Linked DNA regions of Homo sapiens: all the other regions are linked to region 4. The links are chromatin contacts, found by Hi-C or POLR2A ChIA-PET in ENCODE. All regions are on one chromosome and are shown on one strand. Each heading gives the region's core, a stretch centred on a gene start or an enhancer-like site at or near the end of the contact. The rest is flanking DNA. Distances are from core to core; before and after follow the strand shown.

What was found. Hi-C counts contacts between places; a loop is a spot of excess contacts on that map. ChIA-PET counts read pairs that join two places held with the same protein, here RNA polymerase II (POLR2A). Pooled maps may share reads with other maps.
Region 1: a map of CD8-positive, alpha-beta T cell shows a loop between it and region 4 (18-fold over the local background). The contact joins the enhancer-like site here to the promoter of DNAJC27 in region 4. A Hi-C loop is called at or near these places in 1 of 168 maps with a recorded cell type or tissue (CD8-positive, alpha-beta T cell), 5 of 37 single-sample maps with no recorded cell type and 8 of 50 pooled maps. POLR2A ChIA-PET finds 5 or more read pairs at or near these places in 2 of 52 experiments (activated CD4-positive, alpha-beta memory T cell and activated T-cell).
Region 2: a loop to region 4 is called in a pooled map, with 15 times the contacts of the local background. The contact joins the promoter of DTNB-AS1 here to the promoter of DNAJC27 in region 4. A Hi-C loop is called at or near these places in 5 of 37 single-sample maps with no recorded cell type and 5 of 50 pooled maps. POLR2A ChIA-PET finds 5 or more read pairs at or near these places in 2 of 52 experiments (A673 and GM12878).
Region 3: a loop to region 4 is called in a pooled map, with 5 times the contacts of the local background. The contact joins the enhancer-like site here to the promoter of DNAJC27 in region 4. A Hi-C loop is called at or near these places in 2 of 37 single-sample maps with no recorded cell type and 7 of 50 pooled maps.

The regions. Positions count from the first base shown.
Region 1 is chr2:25,268,449-25,274,745 of GRCh38, forward strand. The region is part of intron 6 of DNMT3A (DNA methyltransferase 3 alpha); the gene reads right to left. Among named protein-coding and RNA genes, the nearest start is that of MIR1301, 57 kb to the right of the region's middle. RefSeq lists enhancers at 1,517-2,107, 4,602-5,102. Within about 2 kb of position 5,048, at least 19 of the 41 ENCODE cell types and tissues checked have a DNase peak (open chromatin) inside an H3K27ac peak, as active enhancers do; they include CD8-positive, alpha-beta T cell, where a contact is called at or near this core.
Region 2 is chr2:25,416,967-25,424,010 of GRCh38, forward strand. It overlaps DTNB-AS1 (DTNB antisense RNA 1), which reads left to right and starts at 4,127. Exons shown (of 3, transcript NR_183382.1): 1 at 4,127-4,257; 2 at 6,477-6,549. DTNB (dystrobrevin beta) reads right to left here. Exons shown (of 21, transcript NM_021907.5): 16 at 2,549-2,569. RefSeq lists a silencer at 903-952 and an enhancer at 2,380-3,059.
Region 3 is chr2:25,292,904-25,299,285 of GRCh38, forward strand. The region is part of intron 3 of DNMT3A (DNA methyltransferase 3 alpha); the gene reads right to left. Among named protein-coding and RNA genes, the nearest start is that of MIR1301, 33 kb to the right of the region's middle. RefSeq lists enhancers at 1,775-1,894, 2,351-2,872, 3,859-4,360 and a silencer at 2,177-2,471. Within about 2 kb of position 2,373, at least 34 of the 41 ENCODE cell types and tissues checked have a DNase peak (open chromatin) inside an H3K27ac peak, as active enhancers do.
Region 4 is chr2:24,967,183-24,973,627 of GRCh38, forward strand. DNAJC27 (DnaJ heat shock protein family (Hsp40) member C27) reads right to left here and starts at 4,773. Exons shown (of 7, transcript NM_016544.3): 1 at 4,636-4,773; 2 at 29-111. The coding sequence starts at 4,722. DNAJC27-AS1 (DNAJC27 antisense RNA 1) reads left to right here and starts at 4,930. Exons shown (of 3, transcript NR_034113.1): 1 at 4,930-5,050. It also overlaps the pseudogene RPS13P5. RefSeq lists enhancers at 4,184-4,313, 4,267-4,785, 4,324-4,433, 4,694-4,803, 4,786-5,304 and 2 more and a silencer at 4,484-4,563.

The sequences.
Region 1 (6,297 bases), core at 3,798-6,297, 300 kb after region 4:
TCTCTGTGCTCATCTGCCTTGCAGAGCTACAGGGAGGGCTAATGAAGCGAGAGGCCCTTCCTAACCCTCAAGCCCTCCATCAGAGTGCATTTTGCTCTGAGAATTAGAAGGAAGAGGAGCTAAGGGAGTGCCTTCCTTTGGGAGGAGGAACTGCCCTACCCTGCCCTCCCCACAGCCCTGGCCAGCTCTGCCAGGCCAAGGAAGGTTCTCCTCAGCTCAGAAGCCTGGTGAGAATGGCAGGAATACAGGATGGAGGAGACTCTGGCCCCCCTTTACCCATGGAGGCTGTCCATACCAGTCCCCATGCCATCCTCCAGGTACACCTGTCAGCACCCCTGGAAAAACCACCTCGAAATCAAGTGTGTGGGCCCTTGTCATGGTGGAAATCTAAGATCTCATGTTCCCAGAGAAGTGGTCCCACATTCACCTACCTCCCAACTGCTTAGCCAGCCAGCAGGTATTCACTGGGCCTGTTCTCCCTGCCCATTGCATTAGGCCAGACAGAGGAAGATGTGATCAACACATAAGAAACAGTGAAAAATACCCTGATGAAATATGATTGAGTGCTAAGTAATATTAACCGTAAGGACAGTCTGAGTGCAGTGGCTCATGCCTGTAATTCCAGTACTTTGGGAGGCCAAAGCAGGCGGATCACTTGGGGTCAGGAGTTCGAGACCAGCCAGGTCAACATAGCAAAACCCCATCTCTACTTAAAATATAAAAATTAGCTGGGTGTGGTGGTGCGTGCCTGTAATTCCAGCTACTGGGAAGGCTGAGGCGAGGCACGAGAATCACTTGAACCTGGGAGGTGGAGGTTGCAGTGAGCCAAGAGACTGCACCACTGCACCCCAGCCTGGGAGACAGAGTGAAACTGTCTCAGACAAACAAACAAACCCCAGTGAGGGTTACAGGGATTCAGGGAAGGGAAGAGGTCATTGTGGACTGGAGAAATCTTGGAAACCTTCCTGGAGGAGGCAGCAGCTCTTGGCCTCAACCCTGAAGAATGGACTGGGGAAATCACAGCAGGAACGATGACAGGAAGGAAGGAAGGAGCATGGCAATGTCCCTTCCTAGGGGACACCCTTCTATTAGAGGACTGTAGTGAAAGTGGGGTGGGCTGATTGTGGAGGTCGAAGGGTTGAAGACTTGAGAAATAGCCAGAGGGTATCTGACATGATGGGGGAGACAATGGGGAGCCATTGGAGGTTCTATGGCAGGGTGTGATCATGATTAAAACAGAGCTTAGTCCTTACAGGACTAGTAAGCAGGTGAAGGAACAGCAACAGGAGATGGAACAGACAGAAGACAACAACTTCCTTCCCAGCTCCAGCAGGAATTCTCACTTCAGCCTCAGGGACTGCAGAAATGTCTCATTTTCCCCGTTCACTTATTTTCCATTTCTTTCATTTTGTGACATTCTGAGTCGTCTTAAATCTTGGGGGAGGGAAAGCCTGAAGGGGGTAATCTGGGAGAGGCTCACTCAGTAACTGTGGTCCAACAAGGGTGGGCAAGGAGAAGGAAGTTAAGCTGGGGAGTGCGTTCCCAGGGAAGAAGCCCCCCAGGTGGGGCACACAGCCTAGGGGAAGGGCTGGTGCAGCCTGGGGTCTGGTGGCAGCTCCTCCTTCTGGCCCCTGCCCCACCTTCCAGCCACATTTCCTAGCTGCTTTCTGCCCACACCCGCTGTGCACCACCACAACAAACTCCCATTCCTGAAAAGCCCAAGTGTCTTGTGCCTCGAGAGGTATGTGCCTGCTGTATTCCTCCCTCTGAAATGCCTTCCTCAGCCCTCCCCTAAATTCCAGTTCAACCGTCAAAAGCCAGAAGCCACCCCTGCTGATGCGTAGATGACCCCAGGCAGCATTCGTCTACGCCCCATTCAGGGCAGCTCTTTCTGCAGGTGCTATGAGCCCTCATCCTATCATGGGAAAACTAGGAATCCTCTATGCCTCTGGTAGTCCCAGTATCTTACATGTCACTCAGCTGTGGAGGCTTCTGGAAACCGGCTCAGTAAAGGTGCCCTGAATGAAAGGTTGCAGGCGTTGCATTCTGAGATTAGGAAGCGCTGGCTGGCCCTTCAAGTGATATTGCCTGGGGAACAGCTGGAGCTGGGTCCTGAAGGCTGGGTGGTTTGTCAGGAGGGGAGGTGCCTTTTTTGGGAGGAGGAGGGTACTTGGATCTAGGAGGGTGGGTAAGGGGTCAGTGGATCAACACTGGCAGAGGGTGGGGGGTGGAGATCTGGGGATGCAGCTAACAGAGGTTGCCGCTTGAGATCAGCTGAAGGAGGTGGGGAGGAACCTGCAGCGGCCTTGGGAAGGCCCAGGGAGGCAGTTTCAGAAGGGCTCAAATGTCAGAGAGCAAAATGAGACTGAGAAAAGAGGAGAAATGTCTGTGCTGTTGTTACACCACTTAGAAAACATTACAAAAAATTAGCCGGGTGTGGTGGTGCACGCCTGTAATCCCAGCTACTCGGGAGGCTGAGGCAGGAGAATCGCTTGAACCTGGGAGATGGAGGTTGCAGTGAGCTGAGATTGTGCCATTGCACTCCAGCTTGGGCAACAAGTGCGAAACTCCGTCTCAAAAAAACAAAAACCAAAAAACAAAAACAGGCCTGATAGGCCGGGTGCAGTGATTCATGCCTGTAATCCCAGCACTTCGGGAGGCCAAGGCGGGCAGATCACCTGAGGTCAAGAGTTCAAGACCAGCCTGACCAACATGGTGAAACCCCCATCTCTACTAAAAATACAAAAAGTTAGCCGGGTGTGTCAGCAGGTGCCTGTGATCCCAGCCACTCGGGAGGCTGAGGCAGGAGAATCGCCTCAACCCAGGAGGCGGAGGCTGCAGTGAGCCATTGCACTCCAGCCTTTGCACTCCAGCCTTGACAACAAGAGTGAAACTCCGTCTCAAAAACAGACAAACAAAGAAAACAGGCCTGATAGCAACAGCTACTACTCTTGAGTCTGAGGGCGACTTGGGAATCTTGAAAGCTACCTGTGTTTTCCCCATTCTTGATACCTGCATCTAGCCCCTTCCTAACCCCAGGCATAGCCCAGGAGGAGACTGTGTGACAGTCAGGGCCTGGGCCCCACATTGGAATAGGAAACGTAAATTCTAATTCCATTCTAGTCCTGTTCCCAATTCTTCATTGGGAGCTTGTGGCCAGTTATAAAACTCGGTAGCCCCAAGTCCCCTAGTCTGAAAATGAGATCAGTAGTTCTAAAACTTGTACTGGAATTCATGGATTCTTTAATTACAGCATAGGAATAAGGAATAATGTTATTAGCAGAAAATATATTTTGTTTGGAGATCTCCACATTGCAAGTCAAGTGTACTAAAGTCTTTTAAATTAAATCAACATTTTGGTTTTTCTAATAATGCCCACTGCTACCTTCATTGGTTGGGAGTGGGGATGCAAATGCCAAGGGTTGAAGACTTACTAGAAAATCTTTTGATAATTGCTGGAGCCAGGTGATGGCAATGGGAGGTCGTTACACTACTCTCTGCTTCTGCATATGTTAGAAAATGTTCATGAGTTTTACAAAGTCTGTTTTGTTTTTTTGAGACAGAGTCTCGTTCTGTCACCCAGGCTGGAGTGCAGTGGCACAATCTCGGCTCACTGCAACCTCTGCCTCCTGGGTTCCAGTGATTCTCCTGCCTCAGCCTCCCAAGTAGCTGGGATTACAGGTGCCCGCCACTATGCCCAGCTAATTTTTGTATTTGTAGTACAGATGGGGTTTCAACATGTTGGCCAGGCTGGTCTCAAACTCCTGACCTAAGGTGATCCACCCGCCTCGGCCTCCCGAAGTGCTGGGGTTACAGGTGTGAGCCACTGCGTCCAGCCCAAAAAAGTCTTTTTAAATTTTAGTAGAGACCTAAAATTGAGAAAATGTATCTATGATCTAATTTTTCCTGGGAGTTGAGGAAAGAACCCTTTTTTTCACTGTAACTGAGGGCAGGCCTCCATACTGCTTCTTCAAGGGAGCAGAGTTTGAGAATCATGGAATTTCTGAAAGTTCTTCCGGTTCCTAAAAGTCATAGTCTAAGCTTCTTGCCCCAGGGCTAAATGAGAACAGAAACACTTCGCTCACAGAACCAGGAGCTAAAAAGCAAAGCCCCTGTTTCTGGGTTGCGGGGAACCCAGGAGTGCAGCGACTGACTTGGAGAGAAGAGCCCCATTCCTGAATTTCCACCCCAAACACAACATTCCACGCACAGGGGTAAGTGCCTCTCCTCCCAGACCTCAGACAGGCTGCCCTTTCTCCGGGCTCTTCCGGGAAAGTAATTTCTGCCTTCCTGGATCCCAGAGGAAAAGAAAACAATCAAGCAGCCAGAACCCCCACCCTGTTCTGCACTTTCTCTTTTTTTTTTTTTTTTGAGACGGAATTTTGCTCTGTTGCCCAGGCTGGAGTGCAGTGGCTCAATCTCGCCTCACCGCAACCTCCACCTGTCGGGTTCAAGCAATTCTCCTGCCTCAGCCTCTTGAGTAGCTGGGACTATAGGCACGCACCACCACACCTGGCTAATTGTTTGTATTTTTTTTTTTTTTGAGACAGAGTTTTGCTCTTGTTGTCCAGGCTGGAGTGTAGTGGTGTGATCTCAGCTCACTGCAACCTCCGCCTCCCGGGTTCAAGTGATTCTCCTGCCTCAGTCTCCTGAGTAGCTGGGATTACAGGCGCCTGCCACCATGCCCGGCTAATTTTTTGTCTTTTTAGTAGAAACAGGGTTTTGCCATGTTGGGCAGACTGGTCTCGAACTCCTGACCTTAGGTGATCCGCCCGCCTCAGCCTCCCAAAGTGCTGGGATTACAGGCATGAGCCACCACGCCTGGCTAATTTTTTGTATTTTTGGTAGAGACAGGGGTTCACCAAGCTAGCCAGGCTGGTCTCGAACTCCTGACCTCCTTTCAGCTTCCCAAAGTGCTGAGATTACAGGTGTAAGCCACCGCGCCTGGCCTCTGTTCTGCACTTTCTCTAGAGAAAGCTCTCACACAAAGGCGAACAGACAAACAGGGCCGCCTTCCCCTGGAGGCCTGGGGTAAAGACGAAATGAGAGCTGAGTTCACGTGAAGTGCCCCACGTGGTGGCAGTTTCCTCTCTTTTCCTGTGCAGCTAGGTCACCACCCACTTCTCTTTGTACCCAGTTCTCTACTAATCAAACATACAAGACAGCTCAAAAATTGTGCGTGGCGAGTTGATTTCCCTCCTCAGTCTTTCAGCCTCCATTTTCTCACCTCTCTGCATGGCTGAAGCCCTCCACGGGCTGTTCCCACCTCCCCGACCCCCACAGAAGCTTCTCTATAAAGTCACCAGCTCCTTTCCAGGTTGTCCAACGCCATGGGCATGTCTCAGTGAATTCAGCTTTCCCTAGGGCTGGGCAGCCACCCTCTGGGAAAACCCCGTGCTTCCCCAGACACCGCTCTGTACTGCTTTCTCCCTCAGTCCCTACTGCCTGCCACTCCTCCTCTCCATGTGGCCCAGAAATGTCGGGGTTTTCATGGACATGTTCTGAGACTTCGTCTCTCCTCCTTCTCCCCTTGCTGAGCCCTTAAGTTCCCATGGATTTAAATGCCAGGGTTCTGCTCTCAAATCCCACCTCTGTCGCCCGTACTTCCCTACAGCCCAGACTCCAGGCACCTGGCATCTCACACGGAGCCCTCAATTCCCACCTGTCCCAAACTCATCCTCCCCTGGGTCTTCCCATCTGAGCAAATGGCACAACCATCACCAGGTGTTCAGGCCAGACCCCTGTGAGTCCTCCTTGAGTCCACCAGTTCCCCTCCCTGCCGGTCCATCAGCAAGCCCTAGCTATTCTAGCTCCAAAATACACCCCAAAGCTCTTCTCTGTCTCCACTGCTGCCTCTCAAATCCACATCACATCCTTCCTGTGCACAGAAACCTTCTATGGCTGCCCAGTATTGTCAGAAGTAAGCCAGCTTTTGGGCAGACTCTGCAGGTCTCCAACTGATGTGTGGAGCCCCGCCTGCCTCTCTGGCTGCATCTGGCCCTTTCTCCTTTGCCATTTCACCCTGGCATACAGTTTGCCAAACAAGTCAAGGCCTTGCTGGTGCTGTTTCCTCTGCCTAGAACACTCTCCCTGACCCCACTCCTCACAGAGCCAGCTCTTCGGTTCCTTCAGACCTTAACTGAAATGCCACCTCCTCCAAGAAGCCTGTCTTGACCACCCCAACTAAAGCAGGCCTCTGCTATCTTCTATTTCAGCCCCTTGTTTCTTTATGTTCTGCCTGTCTCCCCCATCAGAATGTCAACTCCATGAGAGCAGGAACCGTATACGCCCAGGGTC
Region 2 (7,044 bases), core at 2,877-5,376, 450 kb after region 4:
GTTGTACATCTGAAAAACATTGAATTACGTAAAGTCATTCAGTCCAAATTTGAGCCTCAGAGCTGAACTTACATGGGTCCAGTTTAAACCTGTGAAGTGGACAGAAGGATATTTCTATCTAAGTCAACAGAGCAGCACTTCTTACCTCATACCATGGTGGGGAAAGCTGAGGAAAAAACAAATTGTACCAATTCACGCTATGGACAGTCCTATAAGACTGTAAGGACTTGGACATGAGCTCAGGTCCCTGGCCATGGAGAACTCCCAAGATATACCTACAGTGGCTCATTAGAGGCAGGCTTCAGCAGTCTAGGTTCTCATTTTGCCAACTTCAAGGGGATGGTGATCTCACACAGAATGAAAGGTCACTGAAATGGACACGTTATTTAATCCCCTGTCTGCTCAAGGCTAGCTTTAAATTGACCTGAGAACTAATATCACAGCAGTGGCAATTCCTGTTTCTTGGATTACATGGTAATCCATAAAAATTTTAAAAATTAAATGTCTACTGGAAGCTCTACTGCTACGACTAAGACCAATATCCACAATGCCTGCCCTCTTCTGAAAGAGTTTTCAGGTGAGGTGTCGGGTGTTTCCAGTCTGTGCTCACTTGGAGCTGGCACACGCAGAGAGAGATCAGAAGATGCTGTTAGTCTGGGCAGACTGTTGGAAGTAGGTTTGCAGCAAGTAGCTGCAGCTGCAAAGTGCATCTCTGGGGTATGGAGGGCTGAAGAGAAGGAGGGGATGCTAGTGGTCAGCAACAACAGGTGAAGTGACACCCTGGATCATCAGGAAGGGAATACTTCATAACAAGGGGATGAGACCATCAGGAGCTGGAAGGATAAGTAGTCTCCTTCCTCTCCCTCCAACAGTCTCACTCATTTGTCTACTTGGGGGAGGTATTTCCAACATCTGCTTCTCTGGGACTTCTAGATAAACTGGAGGATTAGACTTCCCAGCCCCCTTGAGGTGAAGTGTGGTCATGTGATTTGCTCTGGCCAATGAAATGGAGAGGAAGTGATGCGTGTCACTTCCTGGAAGAAGCATGTAATGGCTGGGCTTGATTTGCATCCTGTTCAGCTTTGCCCATGTAAGTGTACCTACTGATGCAGAAACGCCAGAGATGGAAGCAATAAACTCTGTGTGAATAAAGAAAAAAGCAAAACCAAACCTAGGAAAAACCAAAACAAGTGCACTTTGGTTCCACGAAAGCCATCAGATTTCTGGGTTGTCGGCCACTCTTGATGCCATGTGCCATCTTCTTTCCCCCTGACAGTCTGTCTCCTCCGTACCCTCTTCTCACCTCCTCCCCTCACTACTGATCTCTTCTTTCCTTTCCTCTCGCCTTTACTCTATGGTCCCATTGCTCTCCTAGCTAGAAATTATAAGTATAATGTTTTATATTCCTAACCTAAAACATGTATACATTTGTGTTTTTTAAAAAAATGGGTAGGCTGGGCGTGGTGGCTCACGCCTGTAATCCCAGCACTTTGGGAGGCTGAGGCAGGCGGATCATGAGGTCAGGAGTTCGAGACCAGCCTGGCCAATATGGTGAAACCCTGTCTCTACTAAAAATACAAAAATTAGCTGGGTGTGGTGGTGCGTGACTGTAGTCCCAGCTACTCAGGAGGCTGAGGCAGGAGAATTACTTGAACTTGGGAGGCGGAGGTTGCAGTGAGCCGAGATCATGCCACTGTACTCTGGCCTGGGAGACAGAGCGAGACACCGTCTCAAAAAAAAAAAAAAGGCAAATTTTAAAAATTAAACGTTTTGTATTTATCTCCCAAAGGATAAAAAAGCTCCAAGGTAAACGAAAACTCAGCTTCAGCTTAAAAAATGTATGCTTTGAAATCTTACTATGTTATATAAACATATGGTGCTAATATTGTAGATAAGCCTGCAATTGACTTTCTTGTGTGGGTCAGTGGCTATCAGGATAAACAGAAACAAACATAAACCTCCCCCAAACACCATGCAATAGCCACACAGCTCAGAAAAACCCGAGCTCCGTCTGGAGTAGGTTCTGAACAGGAAATCATTGCAAGTGGAGTCAGTGTCTCAGTCGTCGTCAGTAATTTTGTTAAGGAGGCTGGCACAGCCCCAGCATCCAGAAGCCTAGTCGAGACTGCAGGACATCTATAGTTAGCAAAAGAAGTCCTCATTTTCATGCACATTCATTCATGACATGAGGTCACCCCAGCACCCTGAAAGTTGTTTCAAGCAATTAAAATCACTCCAGACACACAACAACAGAGAATGAAAGAGCAGGAAAATGCAATGGTAGCCTGGCTAATCATGCACACTTCAATGCGCACAACAGATGGGTACTTACAAGCTCTGGTTTTAAGTAAGAACATGCTCTACTGGGTAAACATGCCTTGAACTTTTAGGCCATTTTACAACACCATGGGGAGAACCGCTGGGGGTTTTACACATAAAACCCTCTTCAGAGATGATGTGCGGGGAGAAGAGGAGAAACATTTATATGAGGAAAGGAAGAACGTGCAAAGGAGCGAGAGTCCGGCGGGAAATTCCGAAGTTCACTTACTGCCTGCTTTTGCTCTTCCTCCTGGAGTGTTGAAGATGAAAAAAAAAGGCAGAGGAAAAAAGGAGAGAAATTAATGCCCATTAATGCCCATCACCACAAACATTGGTCAGAAATGATAGAAAAATCAGGCAAACCAGGCCAGGCCCACAGGTGCTGAGATCAAAGGCCCCATCCCCCACAGGAGCATCAGAGGACGAAGCAAGCAGCAGGCCTCGGCCCGGTGAGTGATTCAATGCTAACTCCTAGAGCTAGAAGGAAAGAACCTTAGAAACCACCTCGCCAACATTCTTACTATAGATCAAACAGGCCTAGAGGGCCTGACCTGCCTAAGGTTCACATAGCTATTTAGGGGAATCTGAAAGAGGAAGTGCAACCATGACTTGAAATTGTAATAATAATTCTATATTCATCATTCACGATATTCACATGTGTTTAGGTACATTTATCGAGGCAAGTGGTTTTTGATGCATGGAACACAGACCAGCAGCATCGGCATCACCTGGGAACTTGTCAGAGATGTAAACTTTGTGCCTCACCCTATCCCCACCAAACCGAAGCTCTAGGGGTGGGCCACAGCAATGCGTTCAATCTTGTCTCTGATTCTGGTGCATACAAGTCTGAGACCCACTGCCCTCATCACTTCCCAACTAGCAATTCTGCCCACTACAGGTTCTTTTCTTATTTGGTCCCCTCTCCACACTAAACATGTTGGAACTGTATCCCCGTCTACTTGCTTTCAGGCACAGTCTTTTTTTTTTTTTTTTTTTTTTTTTTCAGTGAGTCCCATACATACACAACTTCCCCCAGTAAACTGGAAACTGTTTGGAGACCCTGAAAGGTCATTCAAAAAAGAATTCTTGACCTCAGTTTTTCATTAATTCAATACAGGTTTATTTAGTCCTCTTATGCAGAAAGCACTGGAAACAAAGAAATGGTCTCTGTCATCTAAATCAATCTATCTATCTATCTATCTATCTATCTATCTATCTATCTATCTATCTATCTATCTGTCTGTCTATCGACAGAGTTTCGCTCTTGTTGCCCAGGATGGAGTGCAATGGTGCGATATGGGCTCACTGCAACCTCCACCTCTGGAGTAGCTGGGATTACAGGCATGTGTCACCATGCCCGGCTAATTTTGTATTTTTAGTAGAGATGGGGTTTCACCATGTTGGTCAGGCTGGTCTCTAACTCCTGACCTCAGGTGATCCGCCTACCTTGGCCTCCCAAAGTGTTGGGATTACAGGTGTGAGCCACTGCACCTGGCCGGTCTCTGTCTTTTAGAACCTTATGGTGATGGAACACAGAGCAGGCACTTGCTGGCTATTAGCTGACTGCCCAAATGAATGCACTATCAGACACTGCAGGAAAAAGGATAAAGAGAACACTTTCAAGTTTCTCTTTCTTCAGTTCTTTGCTACTCATCTACTCTGTCTTTTAATGGGCCTCTTCCACTTCCTCCTTCTGTGCCTCACCATGGGTCACTGTGGTCAGGGAGACTCAGCTCTTTGGCCTAGTATGTAAATCTAAAAGCTGTGCAATGGTTCTATTTAAATTGGAACAATTCATGCAGCCAGTCTTTACTGAACATGTACGTGCCTAGGAAGTCTCAGGAATGGGTAAGTGCTCCTGCTCCCACACAGTCTACAGACCTGGGTGCAATGGTGAGAAAGACCTCAGTAAAGCAAAGGAATTACGAAAGGGAGAGGGTGAGTAAACACTTGGAGAACATAATTTTTATTACTGCAAGGGACAGACAGGGACTAGAAATAAATGGGCACCGAGAAATCTCTTAAGGAGACTCCCAACTCAGCATGGGAAGGTGCTCTTCACAATCAAAGCCAGATGCTGGATGCCTGACCAAAGCCAAACTCACAGGAGCCTAGGCACAGAGCGCTGAACACTGGCTCTGGCAGCGGGAAGGAATTAGAGCGCTTCTGCTTTTGCACCTGCTTTGCAGTTAGGAAGCAAGCTCTCTTCCTTGCCAGACTTCCCTTTGGGGCAGGACACTTTTCTTATATTCTTGAGGCAAGGCAAACAGTCATAGGACAGTTATTAAACAATTATAAAATGTGTTTTCATTGCTGGCACTGTGTTGAAGTGGAAAGTGCGATGGTTGGGGAGGGATGGGGCAATCCTAACAGGCTGAAATTGTATCCGAGGTCAAAAGACCAGTATGTAATTTCTTAGAACTGTTTCTAAGACATCTCCCTACTTCCACAGTTTTCTCCAGGTTTGGTATTAAAGAGAACACTGCTGTGGCTCAACAGAATAGGGAAATTCAGAAAGCAATGTTTCATACTTGGACATCTGGTGATTGCAATTTAAGTTTGTCAGAAGAGAAACCGTAATTTGCAGTAGATATATCAGGTTAGGCTGGGGACAGTGGGCAGGGCAGCGCTTCCAGGACTTACAGGCCTTCCATGTGGCCTGGTACTGGGGAGAGAATGGACTTTGGCAAAGTGTTATTTAGGATAGTGTTGTATAATTTAAACTCACAAAACTTATTCAGATAAAGCCCTTAAGGCTCTGTCAACACAGTAAACAGGTCAGATCCCAGGTCTGAGAACCTCTGTGTTATCAACTAGTCAGGTGGGGTCACTAAATATTGACTGATGACAAGGGATAGAGCCAACGTGATTTAAAAGGGGGTAATACCTTAATTATAAAGTGTAAACTTAGAACTGCTTATGTCACCTAAAAACATGTGAGTCTCTTCCACATGAATGAGGTCTGGCAAGGTGGCCAAAGCAATGACATAGCCACTGTAGTCATTTACATAAAAATTTACACTCAAACTAGATAAGCATTTGCAAATGAGGTTGAAATTCAAAACTGCAGAATTCATCTGGTAAATGTAAATGAGTTTCCTTTTCTCTTCTTTTTTTTTTTTTTTTTTTTTTTTTTTTGAGATGGAGTCTCACTGTGTCGCCCAGGCTGGAGTGCAATGGCGCGATCTCGGCTCAGTGTGACCTCCGCCTCCTGGGTTCAAGTGATTCCCCTGCCTCAGCCTCCTGAGTACCTGGGATTATAGGCATGCACCACCACATCTGGCTAATTTTTGTATTTTTAGTAGAGGTGGGATTTCACCATATTGGCCAGGCTGGTCTTGACCTCAGGTGATCCACCTGCCTCGGCCTCCCAAAGTGTTGGGATTATAGGCATGAGCCACCACGCCTGGCCTGGTAAAATGAGTTTCAAAAGCAATATCAGACAAATGGAAAATGAAGTAGAACATGGATTAGAAACACCAACACATAAACACTTCTAGATTAAATAGGAAGTTTTTTTGAGGTCAGTAATTAATTAATACTCATTAATCAGGTAAAAAGTATAAGGGAAAGATATGTAGAGAAACATGAATGCCTGAGTGTCAGTCTACATTATGTCATTAAAAAGAATAAAGGGTGGCTCACGCCTGTAATCCCAGCACTTTGGGAGACCAAGGTGGGTGGATCACCTGAGCTCAGGAGTTCGAGACCAGCCTGGCCAACATGGTGAAACCCGTCTACTAAAAATACAAAAATCAGCTGGTTGTGGTGGCGGGTGCCTGTAATCCCAACTACTCAGGAGACTGAGGCAGGAGGCAGGAGACTCACTTGAATCCGGGAGGCAGAGGTTGCAGGGAGCCAAGATTGTGCCACTGCACCCCAGCCTGGGCAACAGAGTGAGACTCCATCTCAGACAAAAAAACAAAAAAACAAAGAAGGAGGGTCCTTGATACTCCTTGATTGATCAGGGATTGAGTCTAGTCACCATGATATGCCAAATAACTAATGTGACACTTAGGAACTCAATAGATTTTTGTTAAAGAAACAAAAAAATTAATTTTAACCCTGCTTTATTCCAAAAAAGGATTAAGATTTTTGTTGAATGAATTAACAGTGATGTCACTTCTTATGTATGCTTCTTTAAATTATCATTTCAGATAGAAGATAAAGTACATAATAGTTTCCTGAAGCAGCAGAATGAAAGAACTCTCTGTGGCATGAAAATTTACTGTGAGATGTATTTTAATTTATGAGTATCTCAGACCATGTGGCTTGATTGTCCATCTGACTAACTGCTTCCGACTATTTTATGAGAGAATTAAATGCTAGCATACTGAACATCAATAAAAGCAGACAACCCCTTTTAAATTAAAATTAGGATTTTCTTTTCTTTTTTTTTTTTCTTGCTCTGTTGCCCAGGCTGGGGTGCAGTGGTGTGATCTCGGCTCACTGCAACCTCCACCTCCTGGGTTCAAGCGATTCTCCTGTCTCAGCCTCCCAAGTAGCTGGGATTACAGGCGCGCACCACCACGCTCAGGTAACTTTTGTATTTTTGGTAGAGATGGGGCTTCACCACTTTGGCCAGGCTGGTCTCAAACTCCTGACCTCAGGTGATCCACCCACCTTGGCCTTCCAAAGTGCTGGGATTGCAGGTGTGAGTCACTGTACCTGGCCTAAAATTAGGATTCTAAAGGGTACTTTTATGGGTTGATGAATATATATTTC
Region 3 (6,382 bases), core at 1,123-3,622, 320 kb after region 4:
TGGGGCCCCAGGAAGGCCACCAAGGCCAGGACCTGTGGGAATGAATGACTCGCTGAAGGTGGCCCTGGGATGTGGAGAGATGAAAATAAACAGAGGGATTATTTTTGGAAAAAAAAAAAAAGGAGATTCTGAGATTCTACTTAAATGCTCCCCAAGTAAGACCAGCTATGTAAGGTGGCCTTGACAGGGGCCCCTTCCCCATCTGCTCCCTTCCAGAAGCCTTGTCTCTGACAACAACGCTGATGCTGTCCCTGTTGTGCCATTGCTAGGGCTTCCTTTCACCCCTTCCTCTCCAGCGTTCCCAGGGCCAGCAGCATAGGCTTGGCCAATTCTGCCCCGCCACTGCCACCCCCCACAGGCCCTGGGACTTTGCTGGCGCCCCTGCCCCCTCCCCTCTCCCAGCATGTGCTCATGCTCAGGGATGAACGCCATGCTCATGGGTGCCAGAGCCAATTTCTCAAACACGACTCCCATCACGTCATATCCGCCTCCTCACAACCTTCCAGATAACACATTTTTCAGAGAGGATAAAGAGTAAAAGCCCCTCAGGCTGCCTGCAAACTACCTTTCCAATCAAGATTGAGAAGATTTTTCTTCTTTCTTTGAGACAGGGTTTTGCTCTGTCACCCAGCTGGAGTGCAGTGACACAATTATGGCTCACTGCAGCCTCAACCTCCCGGGGTCAAGAGATCCTCCTGCCTTAGCCTCCCAAGTAGCTGCGACCACAGGTGTACCACCATACCCAGCTACTATTTATTATATATATATATAAAAATTTATTTTTTTGAGACAGAGTCTCCCTCTGTAGCCCAGGCTGGAGTGCAGTGGCACAATCTCGGCTCACTGCAACCTCTGCCTGCCCAGGTTCAAGCGATTCTCGTGCCTCAGCCTCCTGGGCAGCTGGGACCACAGGTATGTGCCACCACATTCGGCTTTTTTCTATTTTTAGTAGAGATGGGGTTTTGCCATGTTGGCCAGGCTGGTCTCGAATTCCTGGCCTCAAGTGATCCACCTGCCTCAGCCTCTCAAAGTGGTGGGATTACAGGTGTGAGCCATTGCACCCAGCCCCGTATACATTTTTCAATGAATCCCTAGTCCCCTCAGCCAGGCCTGTGCCTGTGTGCTCATGGCCCCTGCCTTTGGGCCTCCCCACACTCACCCTGCCCTGCATGCCTTCCTTCCTCCACACCCAGCTCAGCTGGGGTCGGGGGTGCCTCTCACTTTCCCCTTGACTTCTCCAAATGTCACCTCCCTTCTAAGGCCCAGGTCAAGCCCCACCTCCTCCATCTTCCCTGGCTTCCCCGGCATCCTTAGGAGTCCCACTGCACTTAAGTCCCCACCATGGGCTAGGCCCTTCCATGCAGCACTCCAGTAGCGGGCGTTGATTTCACCGCTCAGGTCGGGGAGTGGGTGGGTGGAGCTGCAAGGTTCATAACCATAGGCTCTACCTCACAAGCAGTGTGTCGGCCTGTCTTCCTCATGCCTTCCAAAACATGAGGAGACAGAGTGGGCAGCAGCGTGTACTGATGCAGGCTCGCAGGAAGAAAAGCCACCTCTAGGGGTGGGCCAAGGGCTGCAGCCCAGGAGTGGGAGACACGATGTCAGGAAGTTATATGCATAAAAGGTAGGGGCACCATATCACCCAGCCGAGGTCCGGAGGGTTAGCCCAGGAGCGGCTCTGATCTGAAAACAAGCAGGGCTGCTGAGCTCTGTCTTAACTTGGAGAAGAATCAAAGGTCCTATCAGGCTGGAAAGCTAGCCAGTGCTGCAAACCTCCAAGAGCTGCCATAAGCTGTACCTAGCTGACTTTTGCCTGCAGCAGAATGGTTCCCTGACTTCCCCATTTAGGTTACCCCAAGTCATCTGCTCTGAAGTGGGGCAGTTTGCCCTCTTGGACTGGCTCACTCCTGCGGTGTTGGAGGGTCAGCCCTAACACCAGCTTGGGCTCAGCTGAGCTCAGCACCAGCGCCCAGCCCCCTCCTCCTCCTCCCTCCCATTCTGGGTTATTCTTAGCAGGAGGTGACCTCAGAGTGCTCCCTCTGAGCAAAAATAACCCTGGAGGAAGTTGGTGGGTATAAATCGTCAATGAATAAATACGCATCGCTAGTAAATAGGGGATGGAGCCCCACAGGGCCACTCACCCCCCAGGGCCTTGTGGGCAAAGGCAGAAACTCTCCCTTCAGGGCTCCAACCGGAACCACCCATGAAGGACAAAGGCCTCTGCAGGACTGTCTGGGCTGGCAACCAGGCAGGAACCAGCCTCAGACACCCACACTTGTCACCCTGCAACATCCTTAGAGGCTGCCCCTTCCTCCCCACCTCACACCCACACACGGGCTCAGCTCCACGCACCAGCCCCCGCCTCCCTATCATGGGCACTGGCCAGCCCGCAGGCCCTGGCCCAGGTGCCAGCTCCCTTCCTAAGCCCCGCCCTGCCCTGCAGCTGACTTCCTGTTTCCTGTTGCCGGCTCTGACTGCAGCATCCTGGCTCTCTGGCCAGTGCTGCAGACAACTAGGCCGTTGCCGATTTTAAGCAGGCGCACCTCTTTGCCCTCAGCCCCCTGCAGCCTTCGGCACTTACACACAGGCTCCCTGGTATTTGTGTCAATAACTCTCTTCAGTTCCATTTTCTTTGTATGCTTTTTGGACCAGTTCCACACACTTTTTCCAGCAGCCCTGAATTCACATATTAACTGACAGAGAACCCCTGGGTAGGTACCCAGTAGCCAAACTGCACGGATGCAGTGATAAGGAGGAAAGAGCACCATAGGCTTTGCAGTTGGGAGGTGTGAAGTCCAAGTCCTGATCATCTTCTCTGAACCTCAGTCTCTTCTTCTGAATGTGGGGATAATGAAAGCGGTCCCCAACTACCTCACGCAGGTTTGTCAGCATCAAATAAGGTAACCCCTGTAAAACGCCTTTGTAGGCAGTAACATGCTGCATAACCATGAGCCTTTACTGCTGGTCTCTGTCCTCAGTGAGGCAGGCAAACTCAGTGTGGCACAGCTCAGCGACTATGCAATGGCGGTGCATTTTCAAACTGTCAGGGATGAAAGCTCAAGCTTTGGTTCCAGATTTTTAAATTCTCAGTGCACCAAGAAATGATACGGTTGTAAAATATAAAATCACAGCACGTGGATGTGGCAACATTGTCACACACACATAAAAGCTTCTGAATAGTTATACTCAGTTCTGTACCGACAGGTGACAACAAATGCTTCTCAAAGTGAGGTCTGCAGACCACTGCAGTCCCATGTGTGTGATCGGTGGGCTTGGAACTTGTCTTTATCAGTTCATTTTTATTAACTTTGGAGACAGTTGGAGAAGGGAAAGGCCAGTGTGGGTCACAGTGGCTGAACTGGGCTTCATTTTCAGGCTAGGTTCTACCGGGCTGTGGTGCTGGGGCAGGCGGAGAGAAGGCAGGCTGTGGAACTGTGTAAGGGGCGGGCAGGAGGAATGGCTGGCTAGTGTGTTTGGGGAGCAGTGAGAAGGTGAGGTTTCTGTGGCCAAAGGGGTGGCATCAGGCATAGCAGGGAAAGGAGTGGTCAGATGGTGAGGGGCTGGAATTCAGATCTTGTCCCCTAAAAAATGGAGTCCCGGGGGGTTCCTGAAGAAGGACGTGCCGGTGCTACATTTACTGTGATTATGTGTGGCCTCCTCTCTCCAGCACACTTGACTGAAATAGAAGGCATCTTCCTCTGGTGGCTTCCCGCACATGGTCAGTGCTCAGGAAGTGGAAAGTGTTTGTCGTGAAGGGAGCACACTGGCCTGGGCATGCAAGGGGCAGGTGGAGTCTGGTTTGGGTGAGGGCAATGCCAGGGGGCAGAAGGCACCCAGGGACAGATGCCTGTTGAAGGCCAAGACAGACAGTCCTTGGGGGCAAAAGGAGGAGAGAGCCCAGGATTTCTTGGGCTTGGGGGTGGGACCTGGTGAGGGCACTAGTGGGTATATCTGGACCCTCCCTGTCCAGCGCTGGCTGTGGAAGCTCACAGCCTCCAGCCAGGGTTTCATCTCTTACTTCCCAGTCCCCATCCCTGTCACACCTGTCAGGACCTGAGCCAAGCTCCTTCCCCAGGCTTAGCTGGATGACACACTCAGCTGCTTTAAAGCTCCCTGGCAAATCTATTCCCAGGGCCACAGCTGCAACAGGTCCTCAGAAGCCATCTCTCCTGTGCTCCTGCATGGGAGGGGAAGAGGCCAGGACCAGCACCTGCGACCACAAGGGCTGAGCCTTGGCTGCAGCAGGAATCCCCCAACATGGGCTCCCAGGAAGGGCCATGCTGGCTGCTGTCCTCGGGGTCAGTCTTTCTCGGTTCCTCCAATGTGCAAGGAGTTGCTTTCCCAACAGCTGACTTCCCAATCAGCTTCACCTTTACCATGCTCCTCCTCACCCTGGGCCTCTCCTGAGAGGCCAGGCGACGGCAGGTGTAACCTAGGACTTGGGCTAGAACACATCCAGACCACGAGGGGCACGGGATGCGCCCCGCCTCCCAGGGCTGCTGAGAGGCTGATGCTGGGCCCCCACCCCATAGGCCTGCACCCCAGCCTGGTGGACACTGGGCCCTGCAGTGGAACAGGTTTTTTACACAGCCAGCTCTGCATTGTTTTTTTTTTTTTTTTTTTTTGAGACAGAGTCTCGCTCTGTTGCCCAGGCTGGAGTGCAGTGGCACAATCTTGGCTCACTGCAACCTTCCCCTTCCGGGTTCAAGCGATTCTCTTGCCTCAGCCTCCCGAGTAACTGGGATTACAGGCACCCGCCATCATGCCCGGCTAATTTTTGTATTTTTGTAGAGACAAGGTTTCACCATGTTGGCCAGGCTGGTCTCAAACTCCTGACCTCAGGTGATCCGCCCACCTTGGCTTCCTAAATTGCTGGGATTACAGGCATGAGCCACTGCGCCTGGCCCAGCCTGCACATTTGGACTCTTTTGCTGTTTGCCAAGTGCCCCAGGAGGTGGACAGGGCAGGTTTTACTGGCAGCCATATTTTCCCAATGAGGAAGCAGCCCAGAGAGGTTAGGTGACTTGCTCAAGGACACATGCTGGGAAGCATTAAATCAAGGTGCTGCTCTTCTGTCAAACTACGGTTGCCGTGGCCTCCTGAAGAGGAAAGGTTTGGCCAGGCGGGGGCAGGCCCGACCTTTGCTGAGGCTCCTTGGTGCTTGCACCATTTCGTTCTCACAGGGGCAAGGAGAAATGCATCCTTTTCTCCTCTATTTTTAGAAGGGGAACCTGAGGTTCAGGCAGCAGCAGTTCAAGGTTACACAGGTGGTCAGTGGTGGAGCCAGAATTTGAACTCAGGTCTCTTGGACCCCAAAGACAGTGTTTTTCCTTCTGCCCTGGAGCGTGCTTCAGGCCAGGGGATGTAGGACTGCCGGCCCCTCTCCCCTCACTCGGCTGTGCCCCTCTTCTCTGTCATTGTCTAGGTGATGTCCCCACACTCCTGTCCCTGACTTCCTTGTACCTTTTCACCCGAGTGCTTCACTCCACCTCTCAGCGATGTGGCTACCCTCTGATTCCAGAGACTCACAAAGATGAGTCAAAGGGTTGCTGGGTCTTTATTTGCTACAGGTGGTGGCTCTTGTCCTCAGAAACTGGACGGGGACAGGGGGAGTTTGCTTAGCATATTGCACGTTGCCAAGCCTCAGGAGAGAGGCAGGGCACGCTGCAAATGTGGAGTCACCAGTGTGCTCTGACTCCGGCCTGGCTCTCCTCCCACACCTTCTCCATTAAGGTGCCCTGTGGGCAGAGGAGGGTGCAGGGGCCCTGGGAATCTGGAGTCTGCTGCCAGCCAGAAAGTCCTCTCTGAAGCCCCGTGTTATTTTTCAACATCACGTGAATTTTTCATTCCAGAATGAATTTCATTCATTACATATCCACGTTTGCTTTAATATTAAAAGGTTTAAAATTACTTACCAGTAAAATGACTTCACTCCGCCCCCCTGCCCCCCGCCTCAAATCTTCAGGCAGAACTGGCAGGGGTGCATCTCAGTACACAGCAGGTTCCCACACCCCCCACCTCCAGGAACTCACCACCCCCCCCGCCTCTACTGTCCCATTTCACTTCAGTCACCTTCAACCCGGCTCTCTACCCAAAGGGAGCAAGTCCTGGGCTCCATGCCTGCTGAGAACATTTCTTTGAAGGGCTGAGTAACAAATCCAGAGCCTCTGACTCCCCCTTACCTTCTTGCTCCAAGTTTACCATTCTCAGCTGGAAGGGGGGTAAAAGAAAGGAACCAGCTGTCTCTGGTGCTGGGAAATAATGACTGCTCCACATCTGAGTTTAAGACATAAACCAGTTAGGCTCCTACAGCCCAGGGGTCTTGTTCTCCAGAGCTGCCCCCAGGCCTCAGCGGCACTGGTTCCCAGAAGCCTGGCGCTGG
Region 4 (6,445 bases), core at 3,523-6,022:
TACAAACCCAGGGAAACAATATACTTACTTTGTGACTCCATAGTCAATTCCAATTGTTGCCAGGTATTTAGACACGAATCTTTTCTCACAGTATCGCTTTATAATACAGCTCTAAAAAGGTAAAAAATACAGGCATTTAGTAAATACATAGTGAGAACACATACAGAATAAGTATATTTCTTCATTATGGTTCCTCCATTCATCACTATGAAAAAGCATTTTCAAAAGACAAAAGTGGCGGGGCGCGGTGGCTCACGCCTGTCATCTCAGCACTTTCAGAGGCCAAGGCGGGTGGATCACCTGAGGTCAGGAGTTCAAGATTAGCCTGGCCAACATGGCGAAACCCCGTCTCTACAAAAATACAAAAATCAGCCGGGCATGGTGGCAGGCATCTGTAATCCCAGCTACTCGGGAAGCTGAGGCAGGAGAATTGTGTAAACCCGGGAGGCGGAGGTTGCAGTGAGCTGAGATTGCTGCCATTGCACTCCAGCCTGGGTGGTAAGAGTGAACGCTTGTCTAAAAAAAAAAAAAAGACAAAACTATAAAATAACTGAAACAAGTGTTAAAAGATTTTAAGAAAAATTATTTTTAAATTCTTCCCTTATTACTAAATATGCATATGTTTTCAGTTGAGTTCTCAATCCTGTGCTCTTTTCTTCTGAAGATGTCTTCTATTCTTATGCTTTCAACGATACCACCAAAATATCTGTCTAGCCTTGACCTCACTGCCAAGACCAGATCCACATCTCTAAATATCTATTAGATTAATTCCTTTTTTTTTTTTTTTTTGAGCCTAGGAGGAGAGGCTGCAGTGAGCCACGATGATGCCACTGCACTCCAGCCTGGGTGGCAGAGGGAGACCCTGTCTCAAAAAGAGAAAAAAAATTTCCTGTTAAATCAATTGAATTGGGTTTGTCCTACTTGCAGTAAAAAGTACTCACTTCACAGAGTATTGTACATACTTCTAGAGTTTGCTTTTCTCTCTTAACAATAATAAATTATGGTTCCCAAGTTAACTTTAAAATAGCTCTACTCACTTTTTTATGGTTACACAATAGTCTGTGATATGCAAATATTCCCTCCATTTCATTGCTTGCTAGTTACTTTGTCATTTGTTTTAATTTGCTGTTTGAGTCAATGATTATTTACTAAGGCATTCCTTAATTTTTAACTTTAAAATGCTTTACCTGTATATCATCCTATATTTTCCAAATCCTTTAAAATGAGTATGTGTTACTTTTACAACTAAGGCAAAATAATAAGTTTTTTTAAAAGTTACACTTAAATCTTTTATCCATCTAGAATTTATTTATTTATTTATTTATTTATTATTATTATTTTTTTTGTAGAGACGGGGTTTCACCATGTTGGCCAGGATGGTCTCGATCTGACCCCGTGAACCGCCCGCCTCGGTCTCCCAAAGTGCTGAGATTACAGGCGTGAGCCACTGTGTCCGGCCTAGAATTTATTTTTGAGAAAGGAATGTAATAGGAATCCAACCTACTCTCAAATAGTAGACAGTTGTTACAACAATATTTACTAAATGGTCTCTATTTTCCCATAATTTTACTACATTTGTGTAAATTGAATTTCCTTACGTATCTGGGTTTATTACTGGACTCTACTCTGTTCCACTGATGTCTCCATATTTCCTTCCCAATACCAATGGGAAAAGTTTGGTAGCTTAAAAAAAATTTTTTTTTAAATTAAACAATCATTTTATTGCTTGAGTACATAGACAAATTTATATGACCAGGACAGAGGCTGTAGATTACTCACTTCCAACTGGGAGGGAGGATTTGCTTGGTCTTACAATATTGAGCCAAAGGGTGACTCTACCTCTCTATCAGAATCAGACAGAATTTACCATCCTTATCCTTTCTGTTCATCTCAAGATGCTTTTGAACAATAACTACTTCTTAATTAAATGGTAGAGATCTTCAGGGAGATCAGGAGCAAGTCCCTTCTTGGACTTAAGAATTCTTAAGATGCTATTGCCTGTCACAAAACGTACTTGAGCAACACCATGTGAGTCTCTCAAGAACCAAACTTGAAAAGGGAATCATGTTTTAACTTCCAATACCAAACACAAACTGGAGAACGTGATGATGTCAAGGCTCAGGTATCATGGCATAGTTTCCTATTTGTAAGATGGGGGTCTACTTTTATACATCACAGAAACCAACATGGGAATGCATGCAAAGCTCTCATAGACATCCAAGGAAGGTTTACCGAACACTAAGGAAAATCTTTCTGGTGGAAACTGTGAACGTTGAAAAACCATCATCACAGTGAAAAAAAATTTTTTTTTTCTTTTTAGAGTCTCACTCTGTCGCCTAGGCTGGAGTGCAGTGGCACAATCTGGGCTTACTGCAACCTCCACCTCCCAGGTTCAAGGCAATTCTCCTGCCTCAGCTTCCTGAGTAGCTGGGACTACAAGCGTGCGCCACCATGCCTGGCTAATTTTTTGTATTTTAGTAGAGATGGGGTTTCACCATGTTGCCCAGGCTGGTCTCGAACTCCTGAGCTCAGGCAATCCACCTGCCTCTGCCTCCCAAAGTGCTAGAATTACAGGCGTGAGCCACTGCGCCCGGCCTGAAAAATATTTTTAAATGGCTGATACAGTTGGTCTTCTTTCATTTCTTTTTTTTCCCCACAATTTTCTTTGTTGTTTTCACATTAATTTTTCATGAAGACTTTAGTAGTCTTGTATTATGTTCTGGGAAAAAAAAACCCTTATTGATGTTTTCACTGGAATTGAATTTCATTTGTAGGTTGAGTAATTCACATCTGTACAATATTGTGTAATCCCACGTAAGGAAAAAGTATATCTTTCCATTTGCCTAAGTAATTTATCTCCCTTTGTAGAGTTTGAAACTTGTCTTCATATAGGTGCTGCCTATTTCATGTTAAGTTTAAACCTAGGAACTTTATTTTTGTTGTAACTGTAAATTAAAATTGTTTTTCAATTACACATTCCAACTGAATATAATTTGGACACAATAAAGTTATTAATTTGTGGGTAATAATTTTGCTTTATTGAATTTTTATAATGTTTCTAATAGTTTTTCAGTTATTTCTCTTTGGGTTTCCAGGTAAACAATCGTATTATTAGCAAATAATGTTAATTTTACCTTCTCTTTTCTAATATTTTTATATTCTCTTACTCTTGTCTAATTGCACTGGCTAATAAAACTAGAAAAATGTTAAGTAGATGTGGTGACACTGGGCATTCTGAGCTGCTTCTAATGTTGTATCATTAGGCACAGTAAAATTACTTTTTTTTTTTTTTTTTTTTTTGAGACGGCGTCTCACTCTGCCGCCCAGGCTGGAGTGCAATGGCGTGATCTCGGCTCACTGCAGCCTCTGCCTCCCCGGCTTAAGCGATTCTCCCGCCTCGGCCTCCCAAGTAGCTGGGATTAAAGGCGTGCACCACCATGCCTGGCTAATTTTGCATTTTTAGTAGAGACAGGATTTCACTATGCTGGTCTTGAACTCCTGACCTCAAGTGATCCGCCCGCCTCGTCCTCCCAAAGTGCTGATGTATTACAGGCCTGAGCTAGCGTGCCCAGTCCCTAGAAAAAAAAAAACACCTCGTACACAGCTGACGTTCAAAAAAATGTTGACTTTCAGTGAATACTATGCTAGCACATACACACAAAAGTAGTACGGGATCATGCTACACAGAAATAAAAAACACTAAGTAAACATTTACTGAGCATCTCCTGGGTGCCAGGCACTGGACTAGGCACTGCCTTAACAGCTCTTTCGGAGTTGATTTTGAACGCATACAACGACGGAAAGAGCACCGCAGTGGGAATGTGAAGACTTAGGTTCTAATCTTTCCTCGGTCACTGATTTGATGACCTTGGGAAGTTCTTAACCAACAGATTCCACTTGCCCAAAAGGAAAGAATTTGAGTGAAGAGGAGGCCGTCTTGGAATTCATAAGGGAAAAGGCCTCAGGTTACCTCTGGCCTTCCCTCCCCACGTACTAAAGGAGAGTTTATAGCTGATGAACCACAGATGGGGCAGAGAGAAGGGCGGTGGAACTAACAGATATGGGGACACCACCAAAAATAAAACACAACGCAAAACAAAACAGCGCGGACCCCGGCCATCCCTTGCACCTCCCCTGTGAAACACGTCAACGTCAGTTACGCTCTCTCGTGACGGGAATGCAGAATCTGGGCTGCCGGGCACCATTTCGCGAACCCCAAATTCTCACACGCACCCCATAACGTTCCGCCGGCTCCCAGGCCCGGCTGGGGGAACTAAACTTTCATCCTCCATCTCCCGGTCCCGGACGGCCCCCTAGAACGCGGGCAAGGTATCTAGGCCGACGGCCCCTCATGGGGACCCAGGCCTTCTTACTCTTTTGGGGGTACATTCAAGGCTTAGAGGCCACCCCAGACACCATCTCCGGAAGAGTGACGTCGGAGGACGAGGGGGCAACGGAAAGGTCAAAAAGGTCGGGGAGTTTCGTTCGCGGAGCCGCACCCCTCGGCTGAGACCCGGGCCTGCTCGGGGGCGGAGAGGAGGCCGGGCCCCAGGCTGTTGAGTGGCCGCCCTTCCAGCCAATGGACACGTCGCCCCGCCACGCTGGGGCCCGCCCCTCCCGGCTCGCTGTACTCACTTTCCCCACTTCGGCGTTGCCCATGGAGATGACTTTGATGCGGAGAGACCTGCCGGGCTCCTTCCGCTTCGGCATGTTGGCCTCCATGGCCCTGGCTCTCTCGGGGCCACCCGCCTCGGTCTCTTCTTGTGCACCGCTGGCCCGTCCCTCAGGCCTCCTCGTCCAATGGCGGAGCCGCTGCTCTCGTCACCGCCTCGCCTCCGCTGCTCGCCATCCCCGCCGCTGCCTGGCAGCAGGCGCGGGCGGTTGGGAGCGTGGGGAGCCGGGGGAGGGAGACGGGAGTCTCGCGATGCTAGCGCGGGGCTGCTGACGTCATCTGCAGGCCCTGGAGACGCGACTGCAGTTACCGAGTTTCTAAGGCCTCGTCCCCTGACGGGAAGGCGGCGTTGGGGGGCGGCTGGGTTTACCCTTCGAGGTGAGCGCGTCCTTGTTTTCAGGGACGCCCGGACGGGAGGCGTTTGTTGCTTTCGCAGCCGAGTGGTGGAAATGTATTGGCTCTTCAGGGCGGGTCTGGTAGTGTCTCGTCCGTTTGGGAGTGTTTTTTTTTTTTTCTGGATTCTTTTTCGGTTCCATGGGCCGGGCTGCTGCTCCTCTTCCCCCTCCAATATTTTGTTCCCCTTGCTCGAGATCCCCGAGAGGCAGACCCCAAAGCCAGGAAAGTGGGGAGGTCGGAACCCTGGTTCTGGAAGAGGGCCTTGGGCAAGGCGTGAAGCGATTCTGAATCTGGTTCCTATTGTTTTTTATTTTAAATGGAGTTGTCTATTTGGAGTCAAGGCAAGAGTGTTTAGTCTTGGCCCTCCTATTACAGATCTCTGATGGATTTGTTGACTCCTCTGTGGGAGAAAGGCTTGGTCTACTGCAGGTGTTAACGCTAAGCCAGGCTGGAGCTGTGGACGTCAGTTTCCTCAGCTCCCCGCTGTTCGCTTCGAACGTGACCTCGACGTCTGCTCTCCCCTTCCCTTTAGCTGACAATGTGACAGTGCTTGAATAAAAGTCAGTCTGACAGGAACGGTAATTTTTTTTCAGTGAATATCTTCAGTTACAGAAGATAAATAGAACTTGACAATGATTATTTATAGTGCCCTGAAAAAAAATGGCTGCCAATTTCCCTGTATATTACAAAGACAAAAGTAGCATTGCTTCTTTTCTCACCTAACTTTAAACATCTTAAGGGAAGTGCATTACAGGAAGGCAATGAGCAAAGGCTCAACATTTCACAGTAAAGTCAGATTTTCCACATTTTAATTTTAAAATGTGTTTTTTAAACATTAAGTTTTTTTTAAGACAAGTTTATTCTGGATTGTTTTGATAATCAAATAATATAACTTAATTCACTGAAGCTTCTAAAATTATTTACAAATATGAAATATAAGTCCTGGTTAGAATTTGGATAGTTTTAAAGCTTAAAAGAATCCACATGCTAACTTCTCAGTATGATTTAATAAATCAAATTACTAAACATGTAATTTCTTCGACAGTTCACCTTTGGCCCTGTAATAGGGTAACTGGTATTGTGGAAGAATAATTATAAAATGTCAAATCTTCAGCTGTTATGATTGATTAAGTATGGTGCTGTTGAGACTAAGCAGTAAAACATGCCACAGATTTAAATTGATTACTATTTTTTTCATATTGATGGGGTTTTTTTTGTTTTTGTTTTTGTTTTTGAGACAGAGTTTCCCTCTTGTTGCCCAGGCTAGAGTGCAGTGGCACAATCTCTGCTCACTGCAACCCCTGTGTCCCGGGTTCAAGCAATTCACCTGCCTCAGCCACCCGAGTAGCTGGGATTACAGGCACCCACCGGTATACG